Regions from separate parts of the Homo sapiens genome. Here region 2 is linked to region 1. Evidence: chromatin loops called from intact Hi-C (ENCODE). Cell type or tissue: prostate gland. All regions are shown on one strand. Links, peaks and the distances in the headings refer to the core of each region. The heading gives the core; the rest is flanking DNA. Region 1 holds the start of HPSE2 (heparanase 2 (inactive)). Region 2 overlaps HPSE2 (heparanase 2 (inactive)).

Region 1 (11,851 bases), core at 3,602-8,601:
TTTTTAAAATTTCTATTAGACAGCTAGGCATAATTCTTACAGAAGGGGAAAATGGGAATAGTGAAAACTAAGCTTTGAATGTTTAGTAGAAGGAAAGGGCAGGCGGCATATAGAATTAATGAGTTTGTGACAGGCTGAAAGTGAGAAAAAGGCATAGGAAAAGTCAAAAGAAATCATTGTAGGCTGGGCGTGGTGGCTCACGCCTGTAATCTCAGCACTTTTGGAAGCCGAGGCGGGCAGATCGCGAGGTCAGGAGGTCAAGACCATCCTGGCTAACACGGTGAAACCCTGTCTCCACTAAAAAATACAAAAAAATTAGCCGGGCATGGTGGCAGGTGCCTGTAGTCCCAGCTACTTGGGAGGCTGAGGCAGGAGAATGGCGTGAACCTGGGAGGCAGAGCTTGCAGTGAGCTGAGATCGCACCACTGCACTCCAGCCTGGGTGACAGAGTGAGACTCTGTCTCGAAAAAAAAAAAAAAAAAAGAAAATCATTGTACTCAAGATGACCATTAGCTGTACATCTTGCAATACTATATGCTACAAAGTAGAATTTGGACATAAACACAGAATAATATCCCAGTAGTCCCATTCACCAGTCCTAGTACCCATGTTGGTTACTGGTATATATTTCCACTTGTCTGAGATGAAATGATAATAATATAGGGATTTTTCTTTTCTTTTTTTCCTTTTCTTTTCTTTTTTTGAGATGGAGTTTTGCTCTTGTCGCCCAGACTGGAGTGCAATGGCATGATCTCGGCTCACTGTAACCTCCACCTCCTGAGTTCAAGTGATTTTCCTGCCTCAGCCTTCTGAGTAGTTGGGATTACAGGCACCCACCACCATGCCCAGCTAAGTTTTGTATTTTTAGTAGAGACTGGGTTTCACTATGTTGGTCAGGCTGGTCTCGAACTCCTGACCTCAGGTGATCCACCCACCTCGACCTCTCAAAGTGCTGGAATTACAGGCGTGAGCCACTGCACCTGGCCGGGATTTTTCATAAAGCTAAATTTACTCAGTTTAAACAACTGCTCTTTATTTTGACATGTCATTTTAGCTTTTGTTCAGATGTTAAAATTTTCCTTTCTTTTGGAAAGTAATAGAGATAAGTAGTTGACAGTTTTTATTAAGGTCCTTACTAGATAATATAAAAAGTTGACAAACGGGGCTGGGCGTGGTGGCTCATGCCTGTAATTCCATCACTTTGGGAGACTGAGGTGGGTGGATTGCCTGAGCTCAAGAGTTTGAGACCAGCCTAGGCAACACGGTGAAGCCCCGTCTCTACTAAAATACAAAAAATTAGCTGCGCGTGGCGATGTGCGCCTGTAGTCCCAGCTACTTGGGAGGCTGAGGCAGGAGAATTGCTTGAACCCCGGAGGTGGAGGTTGCAGTGAGCCGAGATCGTGCCACTGCACTCCAACCTGGGCGACAGAGCGAGACTCTGTCTCAAAAAAAAAAAAAAAAAAAAAAAAAAAAACCTTGACAAACATTATGTCCACTCCTCCCCATTAACTAATATTTATTTTGAAAAAACAAAGTCTAGAAATCACTGAATCAGTTAATCTTCACGTTTTCTTACAGTTCTGGGAACCTGGGCTCTTAGATATCAAAGCAATTTATCTATGAAGACCATTCAGTAGACACTAAGCAGAGCGTTTCCAAGGAGACATCAGTGCATCTAGTTCCTGAGAGTTCATATTTTATTTTTTAATTTTAATTTTACTTTTTATTTTTTTGAGACAGAGTCTTGCTCTTGTCACCCAGGCTGGAGTGCAATGGCTCCATCTTGGCTCACTGCAACCTCCTCCTCCCAGGTTCAAGCAATTCTTCTGTCTCAGCTTCCTGAGTAGCTGGGATTACAAGTGCCCACCACCATGCCCAGCTAATTTTTATATTTTTAGTAGAGACGGGGTTTCACCATGTTGCCAGGTTGGTCTCGAACTCCTTACCTCAGGTGATCCGCCTGCCTTGGCTCCCAAAGTGCTGGGATTACAGATGTGAGCCACTGTGCCTGGCCTGACAGTTCATATTTTATACAGAGGCCCAATACTTGTCTTCTAGGAAGTTACAATCTAAGACAAAACAGAGATGCAGATTGCTGTCACCTAGCACACAGAAGATAGGATAGAAACATCAATCTAATATACTGATTACTAATGAACTACTTACAGCATATTAATAGATAAGAGGCAAGACAAAAACCATGATATGGTATATGTGTGGCAGCTATTTGCAGAGTATCTCTGGAGATCTAAACCCAAACTAAACCAAAGCACCAAACAATCAAATCATCTTAGAGACCAACGAGGGCTAACCTCTTAAATATCAGTTATTTCTTTCCCCTGATGTCCTCTATAGAATGACTTAGAATTTCAATGGCTAGACTAGAGAAATGGTTTTCATCAGGAATTAAGAAAACAAGCACTTTGTTTTGTTGGTTTTGATTTTAATACCACATACAGATTCTGATGAAAACATTAAATACTACTTAGTTAGGCCAATAAACCATTATAGAGTAGTTAGGTCAGTAAGCAAAAATGGTGAAAATTCATAATTATGTGCATTCTCATTATACTCAAGTTCATTCTTGGTCACAAGAATAGGTATTTTTGAAAGGTATTAATTATAGACATCTAGTGGATATACGTATTCAAATTGTCTTCCATTGGTCCCAATTAACATGGCTTCTAAAAGTGCATTCACTTGTAAGCCAAGGGTATTTTAGGCCCTTGGAAAATCTGGCTCATTGTTAAAAATATATAATTTTAAAAATTCTTAGTATAGCAAATGAACTAATGGCTTTACACGTTAAGTATTTTTTGAAGGAGATGGCCAGGAAAATGTTAATAACTGGGAAAACAAATTATTGAACAGAGACCCAAAACATAATTTACTATGACAAATAAAAGTATTTATTTTTCACATTGTTCTGGAGAGGGGCATATTATTTCAGTGTGTTGAGCATGATTGGATTTACCATTAATTTACTTCACAGAATTTATTGAGTGCCTACTAAGTGCTCCAGTCTGGGAACACAAAGGCAAAAGTGTTTGCCCGCCAGGCTGTTGCCATCTCTAAGAGGTGCTCAATACATACTTAAAAATTACAAGAATTTCGACTGAAATTTATGTCACACCACACACCCATACACAGACACACACACACAGTTTAAAGGATCTAGATGTCTTAGAAATGTTCAGGAACTGAAGGAAACAGGCCTTAGGGCTGGAGCCAACATCCAATACTTCACTATGTAACAGCTTGATTTAAAAAAATCATCTTTAAATAATATGACTTGCATTTGCTTTCTCCCATATCCTCATCTTATGCAGTCCTATTTCTAGAAGGTCGTCATGGCGCTTCACAGATGAATGCAACATAATCTCGATTTCCTGGGTGCTTAGGTTGGTAGAGGCTTTTCAGGGAACTTCAGTTGAAGGTCATCTATTCCAGCTGTTTTCAGATTTGTTAATCCTGGTCTGGGTGGAGGTAAGAGGATACAGGTTGCTATTACAGCGTTTGCTGGGCTTTAAGACTAACCCTTGTCCATCCACTTCTGGGGAAAACCCTTGCTCTGCATTTTAGGGTTTTGCTTGTTTGATACCAAGGAGGGCCCTGGACGCTTCTGCGTTTCTGACTGCCCGCACTACATAAAGTAGTTCCCTTCATCTGCCAAGTAGAAGTCCCATTTTGTCTCAGAAAGAAGCCGAAAGTGGGGCCCAGCAATGTGACTGCAGCAAACTGTGCCTGATCCCTTTCCCGCGCTTCAGGATAGGACCTAGAGTTCAATTTGCAAGCTGTTGTGGGGTGGAAGCTCAATGAGCAGCGGCGGGTCGTGCATCACAGCGGCTTCCGGCTGTTATTCCCCATCCAGGGCTATGTGACTCTGGTTTTGACTGGGGGCCGAGATGGAAACCCGAAAGTGTCACTATGGTCCCATCTGGCACTGTAAAGGCGCACTTCCCTGCAGGAGGGCTAAGTATAGGATTGACCTCCAGGAGGGTCTGGAGGGGGGACTCTACCTGTGCAGCAGAATAGAGTGGCCAAGAAGTGGCACAGTTGGACGCAGAGCCGCCCTGACTATCCAAGCACAGCTCAGGTAGCTTCGACTTGGCCAAAGCCAGCATGTATTGACGCTCCCAAGACGCTTATTCCTCGGTTGCGGGAAGAGCAGAGCAGAGCGAGGGCGCATGTCCCTTTTGGCCCTCGGATCGGAAAAGCTGCTTGACCAGGTCACTATGTTTTTCCTTCTTGCTACTCTTTGCCCTATGGAGGTCAGAGGATGCTTCGGTGTGGCTATCCAACGCGTCACAGAGATCAGGGCTCCTCTTCGGGGAATGTCCTTCAGGGCTCTATGCTTTGACAGGAATCACCGCCTCAAGACCCCTCTGCAACTTAACCGCCCTTGGTATTGCTGCTTCAACCAGAAAAGGGCCCTGAGCGGACGAAGTGCCTGACGCTGTCAGGAGAAACAAGCGTGCTGTCGGTGGGAACTCTATCCCAGCGCGTCCCGGGTTGGCGCTGGGGCTTTCGGGTCGGAGTCGGAGCTTGAACCGCCCTCCAGAGCCTCTCAGGGAAGGACGTAAAAACGAGACCCTTTGCTCTGTACCCAGACGGTACAACGGCATGGTTTGGATTCCTCCCTCTGCTTCCTGACCCTAGAGGGTTAAATTAGGAGGGTACAACGCCACCCTTTTCTCCTCCTTCCCGCCTGCTCCCCTCCCCTTACCTTTAAAAAGTTAAAAAATGTCTGCAGTAGAAATCTCTTAAAGGGGCGGTGCCGGTGTACGAGTTCTCTTGGCAAGAGTCACGGGGAAGGCTGGCTAGGGGCGTGAGTTCGCTCCACCAGCACCAAAACACTGAAAAAAAAAATTAAAAAAAATTAAAAAAAAAAAAGAAAAAAACAAAACGAGCGAGCGAGCGAGCGAGAGAGAGAGAGAGCGGGAGAGAGAGAGAGTGTGTGTGTGTTGGGGGGGTGGTGGGAGGAAGGGAAAAAAAGGGGGGAAAAAGGCGGACAGACACACACTTTAGATAAGGACAATTAGTCACTAGCGAGACCCAGTAGGAAGAGAGGTTTAAATCAGAGGGATTGAATGAGGGTGCTTTGTGCCTTCCCTGAAGCCATGCCCTCCAGCAACTCCCGCCCCCCCGCGTGCCTAGCCCCGGGGGCTCTCTACTTGGCTCTGTTGCTCCATCTCTCCCTTTCCTCCCAGGCTGGAGACAGGAGACCCTTGCCTGTAGACAGAGCTGCAGGTTTGAAGGAAAAGACCCTGATTCTACTTGATGTGAGCACCAAGAACCCAGTCAGGACAGTCAATGAGAACTTCCTCTCTCTGCAGCTGGATCCGTCCATCATTCATGATGGCTGGCTCGATTTCCTAAGGTAAGGCAGGGGTTTCGATGGATCATTTAAAATTTTTTAGTAACACCCCCTCAAGCCCTTCCTATCCCCCATTCCAAAGGGGAAAGAAGAAAATAAGCCAAGCAGATCTCTCAAAGAGAAGAAAAGAGGTTTTCCTTCTCCTGGATTGTGTGCTGTGAGGCTGTAACTAGTGATTGAGAAAAGCAATGTTTTCTATTAAGATGCACATGTTTGCAATGCAGAAGGCATTTCAGAAACTTATCAGTTATGACTGAAAAAATGTTGTGCTTACATATATCCACAATTAGCCTTCCCGTCTACTTCTGAAAAAGAAACAAGAGGTTCAGAGCAGTTACAAAAGCGAAGAAAAGGTCTCAAACAACAAAGAGCTGAAAGGAATGGGTATGTGTGTGTGTGTGTGTGTGTGTGTGTATGTGAGACAGGAGAGTGTGTGTGTGTGAGTGTTCAAGCGGGATTGCACGAAACTGGAATTTTCCACGGAAAGATCGTTTCGTCAGTTCTCTCCCACTCTCAGAAAACGAATTTAAGCAGAGGCTTGAGTGGTGGGCAAGTTGGATCGGAGTTAAAATTTTTTATTTTATATCCTCCGCTGTCATTTCCAGACTTCAGGACTTTGTAAGGCGCTTTTTATAGACGGAATGCCCCCCTCCCCCCGCCAGTTCCTCCTCCTTAAATCTCCTGCGGTAACTGCACAGTTTAGCTTTTCTTTAAAGGAAAAAAAAAATCCTCGCTGGGGTCACAGCGTTATAAGGGAAGCGGTAAGAGTCCTAGAAATACTCCAGGGAGGCTTCGGAGATCTGAACTCCGCACCAGCAGATTAGCAAACCCGGAGGTTTGTGATCCCCTTTGCTCTAGGGCTTGTAATCTAATTGGGCTCACACTCTTCCCGGGTTGTTGCAGTTTGGCAGTTAGGCAACTGCGATCCCTTCCCATCAGGGACAGAGTTGCAGTGTAAAATAAGAAATAAATCCTCTGCAATGTCGAATCCAAGTGTTGAGTTTTTAAAAATTCCCTACAAGTTGGAGCCTCAGCTGTGGGTTCCCCTCGAAGAGCCCTCAGCGCTCTCAGTCCCACTTTGCCCCGAGGCCAGGTCCGTTGTGCGTCCTTCGTATTTTTCACTCCTTGCGAAATTCGAGTTTTGCTTCTTGAGGTGCGCCCGCCTCTCAGCTCTTGGGGTTGTCCCCCTGGCCCGGGTCGGGTCTGCGGACGCGGCAGGTAGCGGGAGGCGCCACGTGGAGCGCTCCTTCCACGTGGAGGAAAGGTAGCCGGAGGACTGAGAGGCTGTAGCTGCCCTTGCCGAGGCCGTTTCGGTTCCTGTTGGTGCGGTTGCCGCGAGGGCGGAACAGCCAGCTCCGCGCGGCCCAGCTTCCTCTTCGAAAGCTCTTTCGTGCAGCAGAGCGCGTCTATGAGCTCGTCCGAATGTAGGGTGCAACGGAGTTTTCCGCAACGCTTGTCCCACTTTCATTGAACTCCTTCAGCTGCGCAGACCCCCTTTCCCCCACCAGCTTTCTTTCTTTTTTTAAAAAATCTGCCTGTTCGCCTAATGCTTTCCTGCCTCAGAAAAGAGTCTGGAAGGCAGATTTTCGGGGAAGAAGTCCTGGCGGGGCGCATTCGCATTGGCTGTGCAGGCTTCTGGATGAAAGGTTGTTGGAACTGCCCTTTCCCCAGGACCGGATTCGCGCGGACGTCTCCTTTGCCACAGTAGGCCCACGCGACGCCCTGACTGTGCCTGTCCTGGAGTGCGGTCCCGGAGACTTCTGCCAAACGACCATTCTGGTTACAAGACCCTGGGGTAGCCACGTCTCTTCTCAAAAAACTCTCCAAAAGCAGAGTCTGTTTTTTCTTTCTCGTATCCACCTCCTTTATGATGCTCTTTAACGTCACCATGTGGATTTGGGTTTTCAGAATCTGAAACAGTAAAGCGTTAAAAAATAATTTACAGACCCGGAACTCAACAGCTGATCCCCTCTGCATTATCAGTATCTGCATTGCTCCTTTTCTACTCCTTCCCAAAGCAGCAGCCTTTGGCTTTTAAAAAACCTATTGATGGAAATCCTGACCTTAAATAGATGCAAATGCTATTGTTTTGTGCTCATTTAGTATCCCATAACGCGCAGGTTCCACATTTCGGCAAGCTTCATTTTCCCTAGCGGTTCCAAACGGCCCCAAGTGGGAAAGAAGAAAGATGGAGCCTAACTCGGGGGTGGGGTGGGGAGGAGGATGTTACCTTTCCTGAGATCAGGCGGAATTATTTCAGGGGCCAAAGAGACTTTGCCTTTACTGTGTGTGTGTGTGGTGGTGGTGGTGGTGGTGCGGGAGTGGAGAAGTGTTCTTGGAAAGGCGAGGGTTTACCCTGGGGATCTCTCCGTCCGGGGATTTGGGAAACAATGCAGTTTTTACAATATAGTGAAAAAGGAAAATCAACTCGGACATTAAAAGAAAGAAAGTAGGAATCCACTTAAGCTCAGGCGCCGGGCCTGGTCTGAGAGAAACAAGGCAGGTTTCACCTCCTGCACGGAGGTTTGTGGGGCCCCTGGGGCTGCGGAGGCAATGCCGGCTTTCAGCATACAAGTTTTTGGCAACGGTCGGAAGCCAGAGGTAGGCGCGCCTAGCGCGTCTCCGCCCGGAGCGCTTTCCTGGCAGTGGCAGAAGCCGGGCAACTGCGCTTTAGCGCCGTGCTCGTAGCACGTACACCCACCCCATACAAACACTCTATGAACAAACACTATCTGTAGCCTTTAGGAGATCAGGATCTGGGTGTCTGCGGGAGGGGGCCGCTGCGGGCGTCTGGAAGCGGGAGGCACAGCCCCCAGAGCCGGGCGGTGAGGGCGGGCTGGGGCGCAGGGCAGCGGCCAAGGGCCAGCGTGGACTGCCGGCTGGGGCAGGCACAGAGCCTCTAGCCCCGGCCAGGTCGCCCTCAGGGAGTAGGAAGAGGGCCCTTCTCCGTGCCCCACGCGCTCTCGTCCTGTCCTGGGAACCTTTCCTCTCTTATTCTCTTCCTCTGCAGCTCCAAGCGCTTGGTGACCCTGGCCCGGGGACTTTCGCCCGCCTTTCTGCGCTTCGGGGGCAAAAGGACCGACTTCCTGCAGTTCCAGAACCTGAGGAACCCGGCGAAAAGCCGCGGGGGCCCGGGCCCGGATTACTATCTCAAAAACTATGAGGATGGTGAGAAACTTGATTACCATTCTTTATTTGGGGAGCGGAAGCAAGCACCCGCTGTGTTTGTGTATCTGTGTGTTCGTGTGTCTGTGTGTTCGTGTGTGTGTGTGTGTGTGTGTGTGTGTGTGTGTGTGTGTGTATGCGCGCGCGCGCGTTGGGGCAGATTTGGAGAGCCTGGTTGCACCTCGCCTGAAAATGAAAAGTTGGAAGCTTCAGATGAGGAGACACTGCAGTGTGGAACTCCTGACCTCATTGCGCAAAGGGGGTTCTCCAGGTTGTTCTCACCCAGCTGCCGGCCTTTTGCTGGGCGGCTGTCTTGGAGGCTGAGAGCTGGTAGCCCAAACTGCTTAACAGGCTGTTCCTGCGGGGTGTAGATGCAGCAGGTTTTTTGAGAAAATTCAGCCAGGTTCATAGATTATTAAAGGTCAGAGTCATATTTCATTGCTAAAATTCTAGGCAAAGTGCCTTTCTGTTTTTCTTATTTCTTGCCTTCCTGTGATTAGGGTACAGAAGGAATTCAGCCGTTTTTGAAACCCACTCTAAAGTTTTCTGGAATAATCCCTTTTAAATTGGTCCCTTGTTGAGGAAGGTTTGGAAATCTCCACAGTTAGTTCTTCTTCAGATTGCCTAATCTCAGAGTTGCATTTTTTTTTTTCTGTTTTAAAATGGGATTACAAATGCCAGCTTTCTTTCCTGACGGGATTAGATAAGTGTTGGAAGGGCTTTGAAAACTTGAAATCTTATTTCAATCTGAGAGGCCAATCTTTTTTGGTTTGAACGGTCTCATTTTTACTAGGGATAAAAAATGAAAATGCTATTGAAAATTTTTTGTTTAGAAGGTTAGGTGTTAACATCTATGAACTTCCTGTTTAAGTGGAGGGATGTACTTTCAAAGAGGCACGATGGAGGGTATTGGCGTTTCTTGAGCTATTGACACTGTTAAGATTGGATAGAAGAGGCATTAGTGTCCATTCTTGGAGGGCTATCATCCCCGTTGCTGTTCCTTCTTATAAGTAAACTAGTTTTATATGTAAAGGGCTCAGGGACAGATTTTCAGAGCCTTCTGAATTTTGTTATATCTTGTCCTTACAAATCAGCTAAAGGAGCAAATGCCCTTGTATTTTCTTGGGCCTTCATTGAAAAGTACTTCTGGAGAGGTATTGGAATGTATTTCAAGGGTGGCAGAGGAACATTTTTTTTTAAGTGCCAGAATAGAGAAAGAGGGCAAGGCTAAGGCTTCTTGAGTTTGGAGCATGACTAGGACTTACTCTTTTATAACATTTGCCAAAGCATGTAGGTGTTTAAGGCTATATCTTTTCAAAGATAAAAGTCATTGCTATGAAAGTATGGATTGCAAGTAGACTTTTGCTGTCACTCAGCATAAATGCTGAAAGGTAAAAGATAGTCTTTAACAGCACCTCCTATGGTAATTTGACCCAGAACCTTATAGCTCCCAGGGTCACTGTCAGCTCTGTGATCAGACATAAGAAGGGAGAATATTAATGGTTTTTCTGATATTAATGGTTTTTCTTCTTCCAATCCATTTGAACTACTTCCTCTTTAGTTTGTGGGAAAACTTGTAAGAGCCCCAGGAATTGCTGGGGGTGAGGGAGGGAGGAAAGGACCATTATAAGTTTAGAAATTGGTCTGTTTCTCCCAACTTTGTACCTAGGATTATGTTACACTGAGAACAATGAGATCTGTTTAAAATGAAGGCTACAATTTGTTTCCCTTTGTGAAAGGAGAAAGTGGGCATCATGGGGAGAAAAGAAATTGGCAGAAGGCAGTGCCCTGTAAAACTATATAAAATTAAAAAAAAAACATAAACGGAAAAGATCTAAGAGGTTACCTTCAGTCCTCTATCACGTTAGGGGCCAGTATAGGATCATTCCATATGGAATCCTTTTCTTGTTTTGTCCAACCTGGCATTAAATATCTCTAGGAATGTAGTTTTTCACCACTCATAGGGGAGAGAGTTCTTCTGTCCCATAAGCTTTTGCTGGGAAATTTCTCCTGAATTTTCCCTTTATAAGGATTTACAATTATTCCTGTTTGCATTTTTTAGACATCTATCTTCAAAATAATTTCTGCCTTTGGTGTGAGTGTTAGCTTAAAAAAAAATGTTTCCTCATAGCTGTTTTTTATCTAGACTACCTGGATCTAATTCTTTTAAAACTTTCTTTAAAGTCAGTCCTTCCAGACACTAATCTGTTTTATTGCTCCTAGCCGAACTCCTTTTGATTTATGTTTTCCTAGTAATAAGATGCTCTGAACTATATCAGTATTTGAGGCTTTAGCAGAGTTAAAGAGAATGAGAATGTCCTATTTCTGCCCTTTGAAGCTCACATATCCTTAAATTACCCATACTGTCTTTGTTGTTGCATGTTGCATTGCAGAATTCAAGGCAAAATGTTCTTGGTATAGTCTCAGCAATTTTGAAAACATTATGCTTCTGTTGTCCCTTTTCATCTAGTGATAACTGTTATCATCATGAGCATCTTAAAGTAATTAAGCCTTCTTAGGAAATGGTCCTGTAGTAAGCACTTGGGCATAAAGGCATCTTATTAAAAAATGTATTTACTTAGACGTAGTACAGAATAACAACATACATTTTGAGTAATAAGATATACCTACTGGCACATTATGAAACTGAATGATACAGTGAAGAGAAAATGGAATTTGGACTTAGGAAGGTTGCACTGCATGCCTGGCCCTATGACTTATGAATGTGTGGCCCAGGGCTTACTGTTTATAGCATGTGGATGATGATGATTACCTGCTGTACCTTGCTTCTCTGAAGGTTCTAAGAGGTAATGTTTGTAAGTTATTTTTTTGACTGCACAACACTATAAGAAAGGTAAGGATTCTTACATTCATTAAAGGCAACTTCAGCAAATTTCTAATATATATTTAATGTTTTAAAGTGGGATTAAGGAGTGAGTAAGATTTAATGAGACTGAAGCTTTTACAGAAGGCAGAAGGTAGATTTATGGAATTACCTGAGAGGATTGAGAGAATGTAAGGAGAATTATCTTTAAGGAACAGAGTTGAGAACCAAAGGTGGCTTTTGTTATGTACTAATGTTAAAATGAATGGATAGTTGTAGCATTGAGCAAAAAGCTTCCACTTTTCTGGTTAATCCGTTTATATTGCTACCCTGATAAGTTTTTTTTTTTTTTTCGATATGGAGTCTCCTCTTTTGCCCAGGCTAGAGGGCAGTGGCATTATCTTGATTTACTGCAATCTCTACCTCCCAGGTAGAGTGATTTTCGTGCCTCAGCCTCTTCAGTAGCTGGGATTACAGGTGTGCGT
Region 2 (11,851 bases), core at 2,560-7,559, 280 kb after region 1:
ATAAATGGAAAAACAATTCAGTTGCCATAAATAGACCGTAACTAAAAATAAAGACAGTATAAACAAAATGGTGTTATTAAATTCTATCTAGGTAGTATTGCCTGTTCCTTGGCTTTGAAACTGAGTCTTTGTAACAAGAACTCTTAACAACTGTGGGAGAGGTGCTAATGACATACTAGCATGGCAGTGAGACATGCTTCTTAACAAATCAGAAATTCAGAAAAAGCAATGAAAATAGAATAACTTTCTCCTATGTGATTCAATGTTATTTCATGGCATCCCTTAACCACTTGTGGTACCAGTCTCACTTCCTTGGAAGTATTTTGGTGAATCAACAGTCCAGATTTTAGGTTTGATGGATATAATCTCAGCAGGAAGGAAAGAGGCAAAGTTTATGGAAGAAGTGGTGTCTGAGGCTTTTGACTGGCAGAATCTGAGGCAAGGATATTCCTGTGGGGGGAAAAAACTTTGCAGAAGCATATTGGCTTCTATGGTAGCAATAGAAAAAGGAGAAAGAAGAGGAGGAGGGATACTTGCTCTTATTTCATAGCTTTATTTTTCTGCCCCTAGAATTCATCTTGGGTCTAGATGTAAAAATGAGCTTAGTGTCAGCTTTCCCACATTTCTAATGCCTTCTTTCTAGTTGTCTCTACATAGATGAAGGCCTCCACCCCCAATCTGACCATGTGTCTGCTTTAAACTATAAATGCCTCCGCAGATGTGAATAATGGATGCCTTTTCAAATGCAGATGAAGTTTATGTACTGGAAATAGACTTCACTAGGGAGATTTTGCTGGAGTTTATCAGCTTCAGAAATACAGCCTCTCAAATGTAGATCATTGAACACATTAGTATCATTTCACAAAACGTTTTGGGCACAAACAGTGCTTTGATGCTTTAAAATCCAAGATAAATGCTGTCAGTCAAGACAGAAAGTGTTATTTATTTATGAGCTAGACCTTTGAAGATATATGGGTGTTTGGATTTGGCAGGACATCAGCAGCCACTGGGCCTCCTATCCACTGGCCTTTTTTTTTTTTTTTTTTTTTCCAGAGATAGTTTTGACAAGAAACTGGAGAGAATCCTTTTCTGTTCTGTGGGGAATGTGAAATTATTAGGTTTATAGAATCTATTTTGTTTGCCTCAGAAGAGCCCAGCTTTAGGAATGTTAAGAATTGTAATTTGTAGCAGAATGCAAAGTAATAATGAAAGCACTCCATTAGAAAATATGAATTTACATCTCATGCTAATGTTTATAAAACATGATCTATGTCCTAGTCACCTTCTTCTTGGAATAATAGTAAATATATTGCCTTTCATATTTGTAGTGCCTTCTATGCTTACTACATGCTAAACATTGGTTTTGACTTCATATACATTATCTCTGCTCTTAACATCAACTCTTTAAAATAGATATTTTTCCCACTTCAGATGGAGAAATTGAGGCTCTTATGGAACTAGCCAGGGTCACATAGCTAGCAGTGGTTGGAGCCAGTACTTTCTAACTCTAAAAGTCTGTGTTGTTAAATTTGGTTCCTAATTTGATATTATGCTTCAGGTGAGGTATAATAGGAATTTAATCCAGTAGAAATACTATAAACTTTTAATATTAATGTAGCTTAAGTTTACATTTTTCATTGTCCTTCCTACCCCATGTGGCATATAAGTATCATATAAGCATAAGAAGCTGTTAGAGCACAGGGTTTAGTTAGGCAGATCTGACTAGAGTTCAGCTCAGTCACTTACTGTTTCTCAGGTCTTGGCAAGAAATTTAATCTTTAGTTAAAGAATCTATAGTTTCTTTAACTATAAAGCAGTTATAATAATACTGCCTGTCTCTTAAGGTTATTTTTATTAAATGAGATAAGCCTTATTTCATTTAATATGTGCTAATTGTTTAGCATGTAGTAAATGCTCAATAATAGATAGCATGCATAATAATCATTATCATTATTTATTCATTTAATCAAAGTTCAACTTTTCCTGTTGCATTAGAGTCTCCTTTGTTCCACAGTTCTCTGTGTGACCTCTTCCTTGCATTTTTTTTTAACCTTGTTATCTGTTTGACTAATCCTTGACTTTAACTTGGTCTTTAACCTGCCAGGTTCTGCACATGTATTAAAATTGTTTCATATGCAAATTACTTGGCCTGCTTTAGCTGTTGTATATGTATACAAATATGTGTATGTGTAAATATATGTGTGTGCATTTGAGTGTGCAGTGAGTGACATAGACAAAGAAAACCCTCTGAGACACTAGCCTTATAGGGCATTATTTTGTTCACAATCCTACTAATCTCTTGGGAATTTAGATCCATCTTTAAACAGCTGAACTTTCTGGAAGATCAGTGACTCAGATTATCAGAGTTTACAGAGAGCAAATGCTGGAAGAAGAGACAACCTCTCCAGCTGTTCCCTTTCTTCTCTCTGCAGATGTGAACACTCCCCACAAACCCCTGTATGAAATCTGGGCGAATCCGAAGGGAAACTGTTGAGCTGTTTATTTTATTGCAAACGAAGGTTAAGAGAGCCTTTTCTGGATATTTTTCTTGGAAGCCAAGAATGAAATCTTATATTACTTGACTGATGTGTTTATTTTGAGGGAATTTAAGATTTAACTACCTTGAATTGTATCTCTGTTCATGGCATGCCTACATGATCTTGTTAAAGCCCAAGCACTCCAAAGTCACAATTGGGAAAAGCTGCTAAGGAAGTCGGGAGAGAGAGAGTGAGACTCAAGAACCAGAGCCACGTTATTAATAGAGCTATGGAATCAGAAGACTGCTGTGTGGGCATGCATTTACAACAAGAAGACTTAGATAAATTGGATGTTTGATGGCTCAGGCTAAGGCAGCCTTACCCTTCCTATCATAATGGGCATGGCCCTTTCAAGGGGACTGGAAATACTCCAATCTAAACTTATTACCATGACTTATTATTAAGTCTAATATGCCAGTCTTCTGACTTCATGCTGTAGCACTCTGTTCTGCAGTGAGAACAGTGAGCAGGTCTATGCAAAGCTACCCCTGAAGGCCGAGGGAGCTGAGAGGCCAGAGAAAGAGGCTGACAAAGCCAGTTTCTCAGAAAGAAACATTTAATAGGGACTTACAAAGAGGTGCCATTTCTTGGGTAGCTGCTAGATAGTGGATCCTCACACCTGCCCTCTAGAAAGTATCCTTCATATAGCATGCTTTTAGTGTAAAGACATGTGCAGCTGGTCATACCTCAGACTTTCTTGCCAAACTTGCGACCACTGGGGAGGTTAGATAAGCATCTTTATGGGGGAATTATCTATGCTACAAGTATTGTTCAAAGACTTTGCTGCAGAACATGTTGGTATGCAACATTAGTCATCATGGTGGTTTCACTTCAATATGGCATCACTCTTGGAATGCAACAGACTGTTTTCCTGCACACTCTCTCATTCAATTTGTACCAGTGCCCTGGCTTTCTTGTGATTCCTAAGGTATACAGAGTTCTTTCCCACTTCAGGGATTTTGCACTTGTTCTCCTCTTTGAAACCTTTCGTCTCCAGATCCTTTCATGGCTACCTTTTCATCGTTGAGGCTTCAGGTCATATGACTCCTCAGAGAGGCCTTCCTTTCTTTGTTAGGCACATTGCCACACAGCTGAGCAACTATATTTTCCAACGTCCCTTGCAGCTGAGTGTGGCCCTGTGACTAAGTTCTGGCTAATGAAATGTAAACCAAATTGTACTGTGGTACTTTGAAAGGAACTGTAAAAGGAAAGAAGTGTATTCTTCTTTCTCCTCTTCTCTATCTGTTGTGTTCCCTGGAATACCTAATGTGGTGGCTGAGCTCTAGTAGCCATCTTAGACCATGGGAGAAAGGGTATTCACTAGGTATGGTAGAGATTTGGAAAGCCTGAGTCTCTGATGAATTTGTGAGGCTCTACAATAGCCCCGAGCTATCTACCTCTATGCTTCTTTTAAATGAGAGAGAAATAAGTTTTATCTTACTTAATCCACTGTTATTTTAGGTTAGTTTGTATATGCAGCCAAACTTATTCCAAACCAATTTAACATATCATGTTTCCTGCCTGAACACACCATGCTCTATCATACCATTATTCTCTGGTTTGTCTTCTTCATGGCTTGTTTAATGACTGGAAATTCTCATTATTTTCTTTTTTTTATTGTTTGTCCTTCCTGCTTTAAATATAAGCTTTGTGGGAAGAGTCCTCATCTTCCTTGTTTACTGTGTTGTCTTCAGAGAGAAAACAATGTCTAATAGGTACTCAATAACAAATTACTTTTTGTTTTTGTTTTTTTAAAATTTAATTTAAGTTCTGGGATACATGTGCAGGATGTTCAAGTTTGTTACATGGGTAAACGTGTGCCATGGTGGTTTGCTGTACCTATCAACCCATTGCCTAGGTAATAAGCCCACATTCATCAACTGTTTATCCTGATGCTCTCCCTCCCCTTCACTCCTGAGAGGCCCTGGTGTGTGTTGTTCCCCTCCCTGTGTCCATGTGTTCTTGTTGTTCAGCTCCCACTTATAAGTGAGAACATGCAGTGTTTGGTTTTCTGTTCCTGCATCAGTGTGCTGAGGATAATGGCTTCCAGCTCCATCCATGTCCCTGCAAAGGACATAATCTCATTTCTTTTTATGGCTGCATAGTATTCCATGGTATATATGTACCACATTTTCTTTATGCAGTCTATGATTGATGGGCATTTGGGTTGATTCGATGTCTTTGCTATTGTGAATAGTGCTGCAGTGAACATACATGTGCATGTATCTTTATAATAGAATGATTTATATTCTTTTGGGTATATACCTAGTAATGGGATTGCTGGGTCAAATGGTATTTCTGATTCTAGGTCTTTGAAGAATCGCCACTGTCTTCCACAATGGTTGAACTAATTTATATTCCTACAAACAGTGTAAAACCATTCCTGTTTCTCCACAGCCTCACCAGCATCTGTTGTTTCTTAACTTTCTAATAATCACCATTCTGACTGGCATGCAATGGTATCTCATTGTGGTTTTGATTTGCATTTCTCTAATGATCACTGATTTTGAGCTTTTTAAAAAAATATGTTTGTCCACATAAATGGCTACTTTTGGGAAATATCTGTTCACGTCCTTTGCTCACTTTTTAATGTGGTTGTTTGTTTTTCTCTTGTAAATTTGTTCAAGTTTCTTGTAGATTCTAGATATTAGACCTTTCTCAGATGGATAGATTGCAAAAAATTTCTCCTATTCTGTAGGTTGTCTAATAACAAATTGCTGAGTGAATGAAATCCATAGGTTAAAATTCCTTCCACTTATATCAGCATTTGTCTCTATGATTCTGTTCCATGGCTGACCAGTGAATCACCATTCTTTTGGATAGAGTAATATATATAAATAGGTCTTTCTAGCCTTAGAGTTATATATAAATAAATATGTATATATATATATAAATATGTATATATATATATAAAATTGATGCTTAGATCCACTGAGTATTGAATACTCAACTTTCACTTCTAAGTGTTTTTTTGGGAGACATCCACTGTCATCTCTAAGCATGTACACCAATCAAATTGGGTTATTGGTAGTTTCACTATCACATAACCTAAGCTATATATATAATGAAACGAAACAAGGTGGAAAATGCGGAGTTTATATTGTACTGACCTTATGTTTATGACTGTTGCCTCAAATCAAATGGAATTTTTTCATTCAATTTATTTCTTCCTAAAGTGATCAATGGGGTAAGGTTAGTGCTTTCAGGATCCCAGTGGCTACGTGATGCCGAAAGGTGTTCAACTTGCCATCTCTTTTGACCCCACAAAGAAAAACACATTAAAAATGATTCAGAGGCAACCACTGGTGATATAAGAAATGCTGATTTAGAGTACTTTGAAAGTAATGGAAAACTAAGGAACATTCATTAACTTAAATATTCTTAATGTGTTAACTCTCACAAGTGTTAATTTAATCAGGAAGATTTTTAGTGACACGTTCAGTGTCCTAGGGCTCCCAATAGAATGGAAAAGGGAATGAGGATTTTTAGGACTTCCCCTCACTTTCCTGCTTACAGCCTTCCCCAAACTTAGTGCTCTTTTTTTTTCCTTTGTTTCTTTTTTTTGAGATGGAGTCTCACTCTCTCGCCTAGGCTGGAGTACAGTGGTGCGATCTCTGCTCACTGCAACCTCTGCCTCCCGGGTTCAAGTGATCTCCTGCCTCAGCCTCCTGAGTAGCTGGGACTACAGGCATACGCCACCACACCCAGCTAATTTTTGTATATTTTTTAAGTAGAAATGGGGTTTTACCATATTGGCCAGGCTGGTCTCGAACTCCTGACCTTGTGATCCACCTGCCTCGGCCTCCCAAAGTGCTGGGATTACAGGCGTGAGCCACCGCATCCGGCCAACTTAGTGCTCTTTTCTTCCCAGTTCATATTTCTTCTCAATAGTAATAACTACTATTTATTGAATGCTTATTATAGATTTGGTAGTATAATCAGCATTTTGATTATGGTACCTTTTCAATCCTGGCAAAAACATGAATTTGGAGGTGTTATTTCCAGTTTAAAGATGAAGAAGCTGAGGCTTAGAGGAGTTGAATAGAGTATTCAATGTTGCGTAGTCACCAAAAGGCAGAGCCGAGGTGAAGACCTAGGTTTATTGAGCTCTAAAGCCTGTGTTTTTAACCAGTTTCCCTGCTATATGGCCATATTATACCATCCCCATGATGCCTGTTTTTTTCACTCTCTAGTTGCCACGTAGCATACAAATATGTCTTAACCATCTTCCCCAAATCCTCAAGCTCCAAAACAGTTCCTCCTTCCACTCCGTCAATGTGGAGCGTGTACTCTGAACCTAGTGAGCCCACAGCCCTCAAGCAGGGCTAGATAGATAATACAGGATACTACAGAACACAGACCTAGATCGGGGGTAGAAGGGACCAGACCTAGGCAGCGTGAGCAGAGTTTGATGTGGTGAGATGGCTGAGTCTGCCCAGGTCCTTGCTGTATTAGATAGAAACATGGTGAGGTAAGCTGGCATTGATAAGGCCAAAGGGTCGTAGTCACAGTGGCAGAACTGGATTAGACATGTGCAGTGTGGGATAAGGCCAAGTCAGCAAGGTTCTAGTCATGTGGGAAGAATCCTATCCCAAGACCCCTGCACCGAGGAGAACACCAAATGACTTACAGCTCTCACGGAAATCTTACAGCTGGAGCCTTTTATGGAACATCTTAGAGTTGCCAGGTTTACCCTGCTACCAGAAGGAAGCCCAGCTCTCTTGTTTAAGACATATTCCCCTTGTCCACCAGGAGCCTTCAGCATCTTTTTTCAACTATGCAACAGTCTCAAGGACTCATTCCAGGCCCTGGCAGAAGTCGTGGGGGAGAGAAAGTGTGTGTTGGGTGTCACAGTCATCATTCTTTGTCAGAGCTTACTACCACTACTGCTTTGGACTGAATTGCTTCCCCCACCTTCCCTAATTTCGTATATTGAAGCCCTAACTCCCAATGTGGACTATATTTGGAGACAGAGATTTTAGGAGGTAATTAAGGTTCAATTAGGTTATCAGGGTAGGGTCCTATTCCAATAGGATTGGTGGCCTTATAAGAAGAAGAGAGATCATGCACATGCACCAAGGGAAGGCCATGTGAGGACACAGCAAGAAGGTAGCCATCTGCAAATCAGGAAAAGAGCCCTCACCAGAACCCTACCATACTAGCACCCTGGTCTTGGACTTCCAGCCTCCAGAATTGTGAGAAAATAATTTCTGTTGTTTAAACCACTTATTATATGGTATTTTGTTATGGCAGCCCAAGCTGACTAGACTAATACAATGTTTTTGTCCTCAGTGGCTGGTCATTTTCTTTGGCCAGAGCAACAGGAATTCTTTTAGTTTCTAAGAGAAAAGCAAACTGATCAAAGTAATTCACATTGAGTTGTGAATGACTGATAAGTCTTACTTGGGGAAGAAAGGATTTACCGTTTTAAAATGACATTTTTGCAGCCCACCTTCCACTCCTTTCCACCTTCCAAACCCTTGCCCATTTTGCCCTACTATACCCACCCTGACACACACACACACACACACACACACACACACACACACACACACAAACAAATTCTTTTGAGCGGGGAATCCTTCCTCAATGGTCTTACATTTTCTTGACACCCTCTTTACACACACTGGAGTGGCAGAGCCACGGGAAAAACAGGTGACCTGCTTAGCACCTCACTTGTGAAAAGGAGTTTACCTCTGGCAGTAGATTATTCTTTTCTGACCATGACAAGTGAAAAACAAAATCCTATGAAATAGAATCAGAAAGGGGTCACTCATGATCCACTTGTATACCTAAGAACAGCAATTCAAATCTGCCATCATTTGGTATAGGGTTAAAAGTGGTTAAGGCTTTGGAATCAGCTACCTGGGCTTGAATCTTGGCTCCACAATATAGTTGTAAGAACTTAGGCAAGTCACATTACCTCCTAAACTTTCATTTCCTCATCTATAAGATGGGGTTTATGGTAATACCTATTCAAAGGGCTGGGGGAATTTAGTTGGATAATCTGTTAAGCTTGTAGTAGAGAATCTGGCTGAGCAGTGAATAAATGTTAGCTTTATTATTATTTAGTAAGCATCTCCTGTAAAGGGCACTATCCTTGGAAATATGAAGGGAGATAATGGTCTGTTTCTGCCTTTGGGGAGCTTATGAGTATGAAAAATGGCATGCAGGATTCCTATGAGATTAAGAGATCCTCATAGACACCAAGTCTTTTAAACATCTTCAGAATTCCCATTTTCCAGTAAAGCCACTGTCACATTTTCCTGCACACGTAGTTTATCTGCCTTCCTAAATCTTTTTGAAGTCAACTACACTAGGCTTTTTTGCATCCTTCTTCCTGGCCCTGTGCACAATGTGGCCAAATATTATACCTCATGTATTATTTTTTTGTCACTTCCCTGGTGCTTCTCCAAAGCAGACCCTTTTCTTGCATGCAAAGGAGGGACACTTCCTTGGAAGAACATCTAGTGCAGAGGCTCCACGTATCACACATGCTGACTGTCATTTCTTCATGAAGACAGTATATTTTCTTGTAAAAACAAAATAAAACAGCTCTGTAAGAATGATCAGGGCATCTTAATGGTACCAACTAAGATAAAAATACTTTTGCTTCTATTATTAGTTGGAGACAAGTCTGCGGCATTTCTTTAGTCTTACTGTTGTCATCCAGAGTTGACAGTGTGCTTTTTGGTTTAAAAAAGAAAAGGGGCCAGTGATTATCTCCTCATGCTATTAAAATGGCTCTTTCATCTTCTTCCTCATCTTGTGCCCCTCTACCTTGTCTAGTTAAACTAGTAGTATGAGAAAGGGGCTGACCACCACTTTTTTTTGTCACTTGTACTTACAGGCCTATCTTGGATTGTCATCTCGTGAACTTTCTTTTATTACAGTCTCTGACATAAAGTGGCACAGAAAGCCAGACAGAGGTCAGTACATGTGTAAACAGTGGTACCAATAGTTAGAACAAGTAAAGATGGGGTGGATGAGTCTTGCTACTTCTCAAGAAACTAAGCATCACAATGGCATTATATGGTTTTTGGAAAAGGTAGCATGTTGTCAACTCATAGTTTAACATTTGAGTTGCCTATCCTCTTGAATGAGTTATTTGAGATGGGAATGCTGATTTGTTTATTGAGTGAACATATGTCAATATTGCACTGAAGTAAAAGGTGCTGGTGTGTTCCGCCATCACCATAATACCAAAATTAAATGCCAGATTAATTATATTGTTTCTGTGTTCCTGACTTTAAGAAAATCAGCATGAAAGAAGTTGGTGCAGCCACAGAGATGGTCAGAGACATTAGGAAATATTGAGAACATAGCAGGAAAACTATAATTGATTTTTTCAAAAAGGATAGCATCATTTTTTCCATTCATTTTAATCATTCAACAAACATTTACTGGGTACCTTCTAATGTATTTCAATGACTCTAACACTTGGATTGTGAAATACATTATTATTAATATTTCAAGTACCACTAGTGTGTCAGGCAGGTTGTAATATGACTGCCACTAATCCCTACTCCTGGGTATTTATGCCTTTGGGTAATCCTTGTGTGTGGGTGGGCTGGATCTAGTGACTTGCTTCTTAAGAACAGAATGTGGCAAAACATACGGGTTATCACTTCATATAGGCTACAAAAGACTAGGACTTTAACCTTACTAGGACTTTCTCTTTCTTGCTGGCACTCTTCTTTGCCTTCTTGCTTGCTTGTTCTGATGAAGCAAGCTACCACGCTGTATCATGCTCTATGGAGAAGCTCAACGTGAGAGACTAAAAGAAGAAGAACCAGTTAAACTGCACCTGGATACCATATAAAGAAAAAATAAAAACACTAGGATGGAATCAGCTGTTCCTGAAGATTCTCAAGAGTTTTGTTTCCTAACTTAATAAAGAAAACTTGATATTTTTAAAGTTTCAACTTGACATAAATGCTGTTATCATTTTTGTTCATTTGCCATACTTCTGCCTTCCTGTTCTGTTTTCCTCTTTTTATATATCTTTCCTTTAGCTGCTTTTTTCTTCAGTGGGATGCAACTTGTCTTTATAAAAAACACATGTGCTTCCAGGCCAACGCTAACTGACTTCATAATCTTACTTAATTTTTTTGAACTTTAGGTTTCCTATGTGTAAAAAACAGGAATAATAATATCTTCTATATTAGGCATGACTTTTTATTTCAAATGATAGAAACCCAGGTCTGTCCAACTTAGACAAACAATAACCATATAAATTTATTGATTCAGGTAACTTCAGAAAGGGGTGCAATTGAGGCTCAGGAATTACTGACATCAGGAACTAAAATGTTGTAAGAATTGCCTGATTCCATCTGTAAACTCTGCTGCTCTCTGGTCAGCTTCATCTTGTCAGACTGGCTTTTTTCATATGGCTGGAAGCTTGGTTACTAGCAGCTCCTATTTTTTACATCTCTGACACAACTTTGCCACCAGAGAAAGACTGAATTTTTTCCCCAGCTCTGGTGTGAGAAATGCCATAGAAATACTGATTGGCCCACCTTGGGTTACATCCATTGTGGGGAGGGGTAAGGGTCTATATTAACAATCCTCAAGTAAACTACCTGGTTAGAATTTGTGTGTGTGTGTGTGTGTGTGTGTGCACGCATGCGTGTGCGTGTGCGTGTTGGAGGATTACACTTTTTTTTTAAAGGATTATTGTTAGAAACAAAAATTCTTTTAAAACACTTGGTTATTTTATTGTTGTTTTTGTATGTGGGTGAAAGGAATAGTCTTATCTGTGTGTCTAAAATACAGACTACAGTTGACCCCTGAAAACACGGGAGTTGAGGGGGCACCAACTCCCCGTGCAGCAAAAAATTTGCACATAACTTTTGACTTCCCCAAAACTTATCTATTAATAGCCTACTGTTAACCAGAAGCCTTATTGATAACATAAACAGCCAGTTAACACATATTTTATATGTTGTATTTATTATATTGTATATTCTTATAATAAAGTAAGCTAGAGAGAAAAGGTTATTAAGAAAATCATAAGAAAGAGAAAACATATTTACTATTCATTAAGTAGAAGTGGGTCATCACAAAAGCCTTCATGTTGAGAAGGCTGAGGAGGATGTGGAAGAGGAGGGGGTGGTCTTGCTGTCTCAGGGTGGCAGAGGGTGAAGAAGTAGATGAGGTAGAAGGTGTGGCAGGAAAGGCAGGCACACGTCTTGTAACTTTATAGAAATACCATCATAATTTCTGGTTGACTTTTCTGCTTTTTCTTTACTCTAAAAATGTTTTTATACAGTACCAATCCTTCTTCTACCATTTGCTTTAGTTTCAGTGCCCAT

Evidence for each region. Hi-C counts contacts between places; a loop is a spot of excess contacts. Peaks named below come from ENCODE experiments on the same cell type or tissue, not always from the same donor. Only the 100,000 strongest peaks of a DNase experiment are listed, where the experiment ranks them.
Region 2: a loop joins it to region 1, with 2.9 times the contacts of the local background. A loop is called at or near these places in 2 of 110 quality-filtered maps.

The regions. Positions count from the first base shown.
Region 1 is chr10:99,229,042-99,240,892 of GRCh38, reverse strand. HPSE2 (heparanase 2 (inactive)) reads left to right here and starts at 5,041. Exons shown (of 12, transcript NM_021828.5): 1 at 5,041-5,380; 2 at 8,388-8,545. The coding sequence starts at 5,091. RefSeq lists enhancers at 3,463-3,963, 3,964-4,464 and a silencer at 6,612-6,731. In prostate gland, for the core only: no CTCF peak of the experiment used is centred there; DNase peaks (open chromatin) are centred at 6,692 and 7,979; H3K4me3 peaks cover 3,582 bases; H3K27ac peaks cover 1,282 bases; H3K27me3 peaks cover 2,877 bases.
Region 2 is chr10:98,948,557-98,960,407 of GRCh38, reverse strand. The region is part of intron 3 of HPSE2 (heparanase 2 (inactive)); the gene reads left to right. Among named protein-coding and RNA genes, the nearest start is that of MIR6507, 30 kb to the right of the region's middle. In prostate gland, for the core only: no CTCF peak of the experiment used is centred there; no DNase peak of the experiment used is centred there.